Linked DNA regions of Homo sapiens: region 1 is linked to region 2. Evidence: chromatin loops called from intact Hi-C (ENCODE). Cell type or tissue: heart right ventricle. All regions are shown on one strand. Region 1 has its middle 36 kb from the start of GPBP1. Region 2 has its middle 31 kb from the start of ANKRD55.

Region 1 (5,000 bases), 870 kb after region 2:
GAAGCTCCACATCCCTCCCAGTTTGTCTTCTCTCTGAGGTCCCTGTTAAATTTCTCTCACTCTATCTGCCTGTGCAAAAATGAGATAAAAATGAAATTTTCAACCATAATGTCCATCAAAGGAGGGTAGAGCCTGGTAAATAAAAGCCTTTTTGTTCTACTGAACATTTGGATGTGTTTGGATATGCAAAACGGGGGCCAGATCTTAGCCTGGAAGTAGACAGCAGTGAGAACTGCTGTGTTCTGTGTAAAGAATAAGAATTTGCATTTGGGGGCTGCAGTTCAGGAAGGAGAGGGTACTGAAATGATACAAGACCCAGGAGAGAAGAGAAACAATCTAGCCAGGGTGTTACTAAATACCTATATGAGTCAGAAGCCAATAGAAAAATTCCCTGGGGCCGGGTACGGTGGCTCACGCCTGTAATCCCAGTACTTTAGGAGGCCGAGGCGGGCGGATCACGAGGTCAGGAGATGGAGACCATCCTGGCTAACACGGTGAAACCCCATCTCTACTAAAAAATACAAAAAATTAGCCAGGCGAGGTGGCGGGTGCCTGTAGTCCCAGCTACTCGGGAGGCTGAGGCAGGAGAATGGCGTGAACCTGTGAGATTCCGCCACTGCACTCCAGCCTGGGTGACAGAGCGAGACTCCGTCTCGAAAAAAAAAAAAAAAAAAAAAGAAAAGAAAAGAAAAAGAAAAATTCCTTGGAAAAGAACTTTTAAGAAGTATCTAGTATTTGGCTGGGAGCGGTGGCTCATGCCTGTAATCCCAGAACTTTGGGAGGCCGAGGCAGGCAGATCACCTGAGATCAGGAGTTCAAGACCAGCCTGGCCAACATGGGGAAACCCTACAGACTAAAAATACAAAAATTAACTGGGCGTGGTGGTACGCGCCTGTAGTTGCAGCTACTCAGGAAGCTGAGGCAGGAGAATCGCTTGAAGTCGGGAGGCAGAAGTTGCAGTGAGCTGAGATCGCACCACCGCATTCCAGCCTGGGTGACAGGACAAGACTCTGTCTCAAAAAAAAAAGAAGTATCTAGTATTCAAGTGGAAGGGTTCATGTTGTTGAGCTGTGAATACCCATACCTCATTCATTTTCACTCCCAAAATTTTCATCAAAGTCTGATAAAAAACAAAAATGTACTGGGTGCAGTGGCTCACACCTGTTAAATCCCCAAACTTTGGGAGGCTGAGGTGGGAGGATCACTTGAGGCCAGGAGTTGAAGACCAGCTTGGGCAACATGATGAGACCTTGTCTCTAGAAAAAAAAATGTTAAAAAATTAGCTGAGCATGATGGCATGTGTCTGTGGTAGCAGCTACTTGGGAGGCTGAGGTGGGAGGATCAATTGAGCCTAAGAAGTTGAGGCTGCAGTGAGCCATGATCTTGCCACTGCACTCCAGCCTGGGCAACAGAGCAAGAACCTGTCTCAAAAAACAAAAGCAAAAATACCTCATGTTGGCTGGGCAAAGCGGCTCATGCCTGTAATCTCAGCACTTTGGGAGGCTGAGGTGGTTGGATCACATGAGGTCAGGAGTTTGAGACCAGCCTGATCAATATGGTGAAACCCCGTCTCTACTAAAAATACAAAAATTTGTGGTGATGTGCGCCTGTAGTCCCAGCTACTCAGTAGGCTGAGACAGGATAATTGCTTGAATCTGGGAGGCAGAGGTTGCAGTGAGCAGAGATTGTGCTATTTGCACTTCTAGCCTGAGCGACACAGCAAGACTCCGTCTAAAAAAAAAAAAACAAACTTCATGTTAACAGATAATAACATCTGTGGAGGTGGGTGTGGGGTGGGAGGTGAGCAGTGGAGTGAGTAGTGGTATTATAAGTATGTATCAATTGAAACAGGTAATGAAATTAACCAATGGATCCGCATGGTGCAGAATGGAACAGCTGTGTCAGAAATAAGGTGACAATCTATTAACTGACCCTGCTTAGTGGAAGCCAGAAGCAGAGAAAGTCAAGGAGAAGGAGGAGGAGGAAGAAAAATGAAGAGGTGAAAATAGCTAATACTTACAAGGCATGCCAGGATTTGTTCTAAATGCTTTGTTTATACATATAAAGGTGACCATGAGAACGTCATACCTTCCCCAACATCTACCTCCTCCCTCCCAGAGAGTCACAGAAATCTTAGGGAGGGCTTTGGACTTCTCATAGTGAGTAACTAGCATTCAAGCCAATCTTGTCTAGATCTCGTAGGTAGGAGACTTCAGATAACACCTGGGTAGCATTTAAGCTTTAGCTCTTACTTCCAAGAATGCTCCAAGGGAGGTTTAAGTCATAATACAATGTTACATCACAGCTTCCTTCTAGCTTCTAGTCCTGAAAGTGCCCTCAAACTCATCATTAGAGCATACCTTTATTGTATTTTCAAGTGTATCATAACTATTGTGTATATTTAAATAGGCAAAAGTTCCTTTTGTGGACCTTGATTATAAATACATACACACACTTTTTTTCTATTTCCTTTTTTTTTTTTTTTTTTTTGTGATGGAGTCTCACTCTGTCGCCCAGGCTGGAGTGCAGTGGCACGATCTCGGCTCACTGCAACTTCCGCCTCCGCGGTTCAAGCGATTCTCCTCCCGAGTAGCTGGGACTACAGGCGCGCCACCCGGCCCGGCTATTTTTGTTTTTTTAGTAGAGGCAAGGTTTCACCATATTGGCCAGGATGGTCTCGATCTGTTGACCTCGTGATCCGCCCGAGGCAGATCCCAAAAGTGCTGGGATTACAGGCTTGAGCCACTGTCCCGGCCCAGAACCCCTTTTAAAGTCACCCTTGAAGGGCTCCTCTGATTCTTTCCTCAATGGTTAAGGCAGCTCTTGGCTGCCCTCTTCTGGGATCAGGTCTCCAAGCCACCCATTCCTGTTGACCAGCAACCCTTTTAGGTCCCATCTTGCCTGTGAGCTAGGACTGGTGGGACCATCACAGCTGTACAGCTTGACTTTCTTCTTCTACTGCTGCTATAGGATCTGAGCAGTGCTATTTTACCTATAAATACAACCTATTGGGCTCAAGCTATCTTCCTGCCTCAGCCTCCCAAGTAGCTGGGACTATACGCATGTGCCAATGTACCCAGCTAATTTTTTTCTTTTCTTCTTCTTTTTTTTTTTTTTTTTTTTTTTTTTGTGTGTGTGTGTGTGTGTAGAGATGGGTTCCACTATGTTAACCCAGGCTGGTCTTGAACTCCTGGTCTCAAGCGATTCTCCCGCCTCAGCTTCCCAAAGTGCTGGGATTACAAGCATGAGCCACCCTGCCCAGCCAGCGTATATATTTTTGTCTTTTAAATGTTTTAGCTATTTTACCAACAAGGAAGATTTTCTTGGGGGAAAAAAAGAAATCCTGAGGCCTCTCAGATAATAAAACCTTAGGCAGATTCAATACAAACAGATAACATTATCTGGCACTGTCTATTAAATTATCTTATCTAAAAATGTCACATGTAGATTGTATGCCATAACCACTAATAAATACCTCGAAGTGTTTTTTAAAAAATAATAATTGCTCACATCATTCTGAGATGGCTAATTTTTATCTTTTATAATTTTTAAAAATATTTTTTTTTCTGGCCAGGTGCAGTGGCTCAGACCTGTAATCCCAGCACTTTGGAAGGCTGAGGCAGGAAGATTGCTTGAGTCTGGGAGTTCAAGACCAGCCTGAGCAACATAGCAAGACCCTGTCTCTATAAAAAATTAAAAAATAAAAAAAATTAGCCAGGTGTGGTGACACATGCCTGTAGTCCCAGCTACTTGAGAGGCTGAGGTGGGAGGATCACTTGAGTCTGGGAGGTCGAGACTGCAGTGAGGCCTGATCTTGCTACTGCACTCACCCTGGGTGACAGAGGGAGACCGTGTCTCAGAAAAAAAATCTGCATATCTATATATTATTATTACTTTTTTTTGTTTTTGAGACAGAGTCTTGCTCTGTTGCCCAGGCTGGAGTGCAGTGGCACGATCTCAGCTCACTGCAACCTCTGCCTCCTGGGTCAAGCAATTCTCATGCCTCAGTCTCCCATTAGCTGGGATTACAGCCATGCGCCACCACGCCTGGCTAGTTTTTGTATTTTTATTTATTTATTTTTGAGACGGAGTTTTGCTCTTGTCACCCAGGCTGGAGTGCAATGACGTGATCTCGGCTCACTGCAACCTCTGCCTCCGGGGTTCAAGCGATTCTCCTGCCTCAGCCTCCCTAGTAGCTGGGATTACAGTTGCCTGCCACCATGCTCAGCTAATTTTTTGTATTTTTAGTAGAGATGGAGTTTCACCACCATTTTGTCCAGGCTGGTCTTGAACTCCTGACCTCAGGTAATCCACCCGCCTCGGCTTCCCAAAGTGCTGGGATTACAGGCGTGAACCACCTCGCCTGGCCTGACTTCATTTTTGTACAAAGTGAGAGATATTGATCAGGTTTCATTCTTCTGCATATGATATCCAGTTTTCCCAGCACCATTTATTGAAGATTTTTCTGCAATGTATATTCTTGGCATGTTTGTCAAAAGTAAGTTCATTGTAGATGTATGGATTTATTTCTGTATTCTCTATTCTGTTCCACTGATCTATGTGTTTGTTTTTCTGCCAGTATTATGCTGTTTTGGTTACTACAGCTCTGTAGTATGATTTGACATCCAATAATGTGATTTTCCAGTTTTGTTCTTTTTGCTCAAGGTATATTTGGCTATTCTGGGGCTTATGTGGTTCCATATAAATTTTAGGGTTTTTTTTTTTCTATTTCTGTGAAGGATGTCACTGGTATTTTGATAGGAATTACATTGAATCTGTAGATTGCAACAATATTGATTCTTCCAATCCATGAACATAGAATATTGGAATAACAATATTGTTACTTTCAATCCATGAACATGGAATATCTTTCCTTTTTTGTGTGTCCTCTTCAATTTCTTGCATCAGTGTTTTATGGTTTTCATTGCAGAGATTTTTCATTTCTTTGGTTTTGGTTAATTCCTTTTATTTATTTATTTATTTATTTATTTTTGAGAAAG
Region 2 (5,000 bases):
TCTACAACCTGTGTTCTAGTCAGTGCTAGACTTATCTGCAAAAGTGTCGGCAGAGAAAATGAGGTGAGGGTCTCTGAGAGACTGGCATTGAAAACTGGCTCTAGGGTTCTATGGGAAGAGAGGAGGGATGGCTGGGAGGCGAACTAATTTCCCAAGGCTAGAGCCTGTCTTAACGTCTCCTTTGGGGGAACCCAAGTTCTACCAAAGTTTAAAGTGGCAGAGTTTGAAGACAATACAGGCCCCAGGCCCATAGTCTGTGGATGAAACCGTAAATCTATCCCTCATCAGAGGGAGGCAGAAAGATGCTTCAAGCATGTAAACCCTGCCACTCAAGAGGTAGCGTCTAAGTGGGAGAAGAAGAAACATCATCATATGTTGGTCTAGAACAGAGATTCTCAAGTGTTTGGGTCTCAAGACTCCTTCACTCTCTTACAAGTGATAGAGGACCATAAGGAACTTTGGTATATGTGAGTTATATCAACCTATAGTTACTATACTTGAAATAAAACCCGGAGGACTTAAAAAAGTTTATTAATTTTAAAAACTCCAATAATAAACCCAATACCAATGAACATAAATACCACATATTTATGAAAATGACTTATTTTCTGAGACAAAAAATTATCAAAATGACACTGATGTATGTCTCTATAAAATGTTTGCCAATCTCTTTGATATCTGGCAAATCTCTCTTTGAGAAATGCTTTCTATCAGAAGACAGCTGGATTCTCATATCTGTTTCTGCACTAGTCTGTTTGATATCACATATCATGTAGCCTCTGGAGAGCACTAATGCACACTTGAGAGGACGAGATGAAAAAGGCGATTGATGCCTCAGTGTTATCATGAAAACTAGTTTTGACCTGAAAGAGGCTTAAAGTTTCCAAACCACACTTTAAGAATACCCGGTCAAGAATTTTCTGGTGAAACTTATTTATTTACTGTTCTTTTAAAAACAAGGGGTTTTTAATATCCATGAAAAGATAACTATTGATTCTTATTTGGCAGTAGAGAAAGTCTTAATGGTTAAAAAATTTGTAGTTTAGTGAAAATCATTTCTGGGGAAATATATTTGCTTCCATATTTTTTCCTGCAGCTTTCAATCTTGCTGGTAAGTACACTTCTACTTAGATGCTCTTTGCTTTGTGACAGAGAAACTCATATTTCTGATTTTTTCTTTAACTGAGGTTTTTCATTCCTGTGATCTCAGGCCTGCCGTGAGCCAAGGGACTTTGGCTGGGGCTGGGGATGGGATGAGAGGGTGGGAAGGTTAAGAGCTGGATCTGCCGTTTGCTGAGTGTGTGACCTTCACCGATTTACTTAGTGAATCCAGAAAGAAGCTTTTTATTGGAAGTAGCCAAAACAAACAAACAAACAAACAAAACAAAACAGAAAAACCCAGCCTGAAAGCCTTAAACAAGAAGAACAATGTATTTTCTCATATATTATGAAGGCTGAGGTAGAATTTCATTAGAGTTGGTTGATTCAATGGCCCGATAAGGGAGAACTCAGGTTCTTGCCATCTTTCTACTCTGCCATCTTCAACATACCAGTAGTATCTTTAGCTACTCTTCTTGGTACCCTGAGTCACGTCTGGACACAACATCTGATGGAAGAAACAGGAACTTTTCTTCCCATATGTCTCTTTATTATCTAGTAATCCTTTCCAAAAGCCTCCCCCCTTCCACTAGCAGACCTCATCTCATGAATTATTGAACAAAACTAGGTCACTTGTTCCTACCTAAGCCAAACCCCAGCTATTGAAAGTGGGTTTCTGTGATGGGCCTCCCTAATTTGTATGCATGCCAGAGCTGCTTGGGGAGGGGTGGACATTTGAAAAAAATTTGAGATTGGTCAATGAGGAGGGAGCGTATTGGGTAGAAAACCGCTCATGTCTGCTACACTTAAGTTTGCTGAGCCTCATTTTCCTTATCTGCAACATGGAGTAAGAATAGTATCTGCTATAAGGCACATGATGCTAGCTATTATTTCAGTTGTCATTATTATTAAGCTCCTGGATAGTATCATGAGAAGCAGTTGATTAAGGAGAATTGCTCCAAAACTTGCTTTTTGAAATCTTTGAGTACCACATACATATATGTAGGAATGGATGGCAAATCTCACCAAAGTTTATACAGTCAAATTGGTAGAATAGCCTCTCTTCTATAGATCTCCTCCTCTATTGATAATATCTCCGATCACATATTGATAATACCTTTTATTTTTTGACTTCATGTCTTGGATGAGTTGAAGCTGGATTGGTCGTGGCTTATATAAGTCCGAGAAAGGGATTCGGGACAAAGTTTTGTTTTGCTTTTGTCACAAAAACATTCTAGATTACACATATATGAGCTGAGCTGACTGCAGGGTGCTCAATGCAGAGAAAGTTCGTATTATTTAAATAAATGATTTTATACTCATTTATTTTTTGACTGTGCCATGTACTACAGTAGGTCCTTTACATATACATGTTTTTCTAATCCTACCAACAAAAATGTATTGGTGCGTTCTTCTCATTCATTCAACATATATTTGATTGCCAGTAATCTCATTTTACAGACAATAAAATGGAGGTTTACAGAGGTTGACGCACATGGTTACAGTGATATAGCTGGTAAGTGGCCACGTTGGGATTTGTGCTTAGGTCAGCCTGACTTCACTCCATGCAAAGTCTTCATGCCTTCGTTTCCTGAGAGCTTCCTCAGTGTTCAATTTCACCAGGCTTCACCATTAAGAATGGAGGTGGGCGGGATCAGTGACAGGGTGTTGGCTCACACTGAGGGGTGAAGCCAGATCCCAGGATGGTCTGTTGTTAGATGGCCCCCTCTGGTCACCGTACTTCCCTGGAATTTGGGTTTGTTCCTCTTGGCTCCTGCAGGTGGCAGGTTTGTACCAGTCAGTGCTTGCCTTCTCCTTGCCAAGAGACTAAAGTGGGGAGAATGACTTTGTTGGCAAACTGTAGACATCAGATGCATCACTTTCTGGACTCATTCTGTAGGATGGGCAGCTGGCTCTTTTCAGCTACCCTCATGCAAGAAGATGGAATAAACTGCATTTGAATTGGAATTTTACTTATGAAACGTGCCCTCAAATATTTAATACACACTTATCCCAATGACAAATGTTGACGCACTTAGGGAATGTATTGGCACCTATAGCTAACACATCTATTATGTTTATCTGTACAATCGCCATAAGCTTCCTAATGTGGTGGGTATGAATTATTTATGTAGCATAGTGCTTGGTGCTTGTGACTTCTCAGTTGATGTTTGTAGAAAGCATTAGTGAATAACTTGGAGTAAGATGATCTGGGTTTCAGCTTTTAGTTGGTTATTTCCTATTTGGGAAGCTTTTAGTAAGTCAGATGTTCTCTGAATCTCAGTTTCCTCATCTGTAACATCAATCATGATGATAATTCCTAAGCTCACTTTTTATGGGAATGAAAGGCATATGGAAAGGACTTGGTATAGTACTTGTCAGAGATGGTTATTATTTTTAGGTGACCACACCAAAGTTGTAAAATATGTTAGTGTTTGATACCTCCTTGTTGGGATTATAATATAAAATGTCTGGGGCTAGAATTTAGCCAGATCCCACTGGTGACACCTCATCTCTGGTTGGAATTTCCTGCCCTCTTCTCAAAGTACATACCTTTGTCACTTCACATGGATAATTGTTGAAGTAATTTACTTATTGTTTGTCCTGGCTTCAATGTTGCCTTCTTCATCTCCAATTTCATTCATTCATTCATTCATTCATTCTTTTTTTTTTTTTTCCAAGACAGAATCTCTCTCTGTTGCCCAGGCTGGAGTGCAGTGGCATGATCTCGGCTCACTGCAACCTCTGCCTCCTGGGTTCAAGTGATTCTCCTGCCTCAGCCTCCCTAGTAGCTGGGACCACAGGTGCCACCGCCACGCCTGTTGAGTTTTTGTATTTTTAGTAGAAAGCCATGTTGGCCAGGCTTGTCTCGAGCTCCTGGCCTTAAGTGATCCTCCTGCCTCTGTGTCCCAAAGTGCTGGGATTACAGGCGTGAGCCACCACACCCGGCCCTTTCTTTCTCTTTTTAAATATAATTTTGTCATCTTTCTTCTAGACAATAGATTATCCCTTTAAAACATTTTTCTTGTAAGACATTTACTTTTGTTAAATGGTGAAAAGTTAACAGTTTCTTATCTAGATTTATAAAGATTTTTTAAAAATTTCAACTTTTATTTTAGATACAGGGGTACATATGCAGGTTTATTACATAAATGGACTGCACCCAGGTCATGAGCATAGTACCCAATAGGTAGTTTTTCACCTCATTCCCTCCCACCCTCTCCCATCTAGTAGTCTGCAGTGTCTGTTGTTCCCATGTTTATGTCTATGTATGTTCAATATTTAGCTCCCACTTTTAAGTGAGAACATGCAGCATTTGGTTTTCTGTTCCTGCATTAACTCACTTAGGATTATGGCCTCCAGCTCCATCCATGTTGCTGCAAAGGACATGATTCATTCTTGTTTATGTCTGTGGAATATTCCATGGTGTATATGTTCTACATTTTCTTTATTCAGTCCATCATTTATTGGCACCTAAGTCAATTCCATGGCTTTGCTATTGTGAGTAGCATGGCAATGAACATATGAGTGCATGTGTCTTTTTGGTATAATAATTTATTTTCCTTTGGGCATATACCCAATAATGGGATTTCTGGGTCGAATGGTAGCTCTGTTTTAAATTCTCTGAGAAGTCGCCAAACTGCTTTCCACAGTGGCTGATCTAATTTACATTCCCACCAACAGTGTATAGGTATTCCGTTTTCTCTGCAGCCTTGCCAGCATCTGTTTTTTTTTTTTTTTTTACTTTTTAGTAATGGTCATTCTGAATGGCGTGAGATAGTGTCTCATGGTGGTTTTGATTTCCATTTCTCTGATGATTAGTGATGATGAACTTTTTTTTTTTTTTGAGATGGAGTCTCGCTTTGTTGCTCAAGCTGGAATGCAGTGACGCGATCTTAGCT

What was found. Peaks named below come from ENCODE experiments on the same cell type or tissue, not always from the same donor. Only the 100,000 strongest peaks of a DNase experiment are listed, where the experiment ranks them.
Region 1: it touches region 2 in a loop (22-fold over the local background); 27 of 110 quality-filtered maps call a loop at or near these places.

Annotation. Positions count from the first base shown.
Region 1 is chr5:57,135,452-57,140,451 of GRCh38, forward strand. No RefSeq gene overlaps it. Among named protein-coding and RNA genes, the nearest start is that of GPBP1, 36 kb to the right of the region's middle. In heart right ventricle, a CTCF peak has its summit at 2,839 (motif pointing left); a DNase peak (open chromatin) is centred at 2,810; H3K27me3 peaks cover 249 bases.
Region 2 is chr5:56,261,723-56,266,722 of GRCh38, forward strand. No RefSeq gene overlaps it. Among named protein-coding and RNA genes, the nearest start is that of ANKRD55, 31 kb to the left of the region's middle. In heart right ventricle, a CTCF peak has its summit at 2,872; no DNase peak of the experiment used is centred here.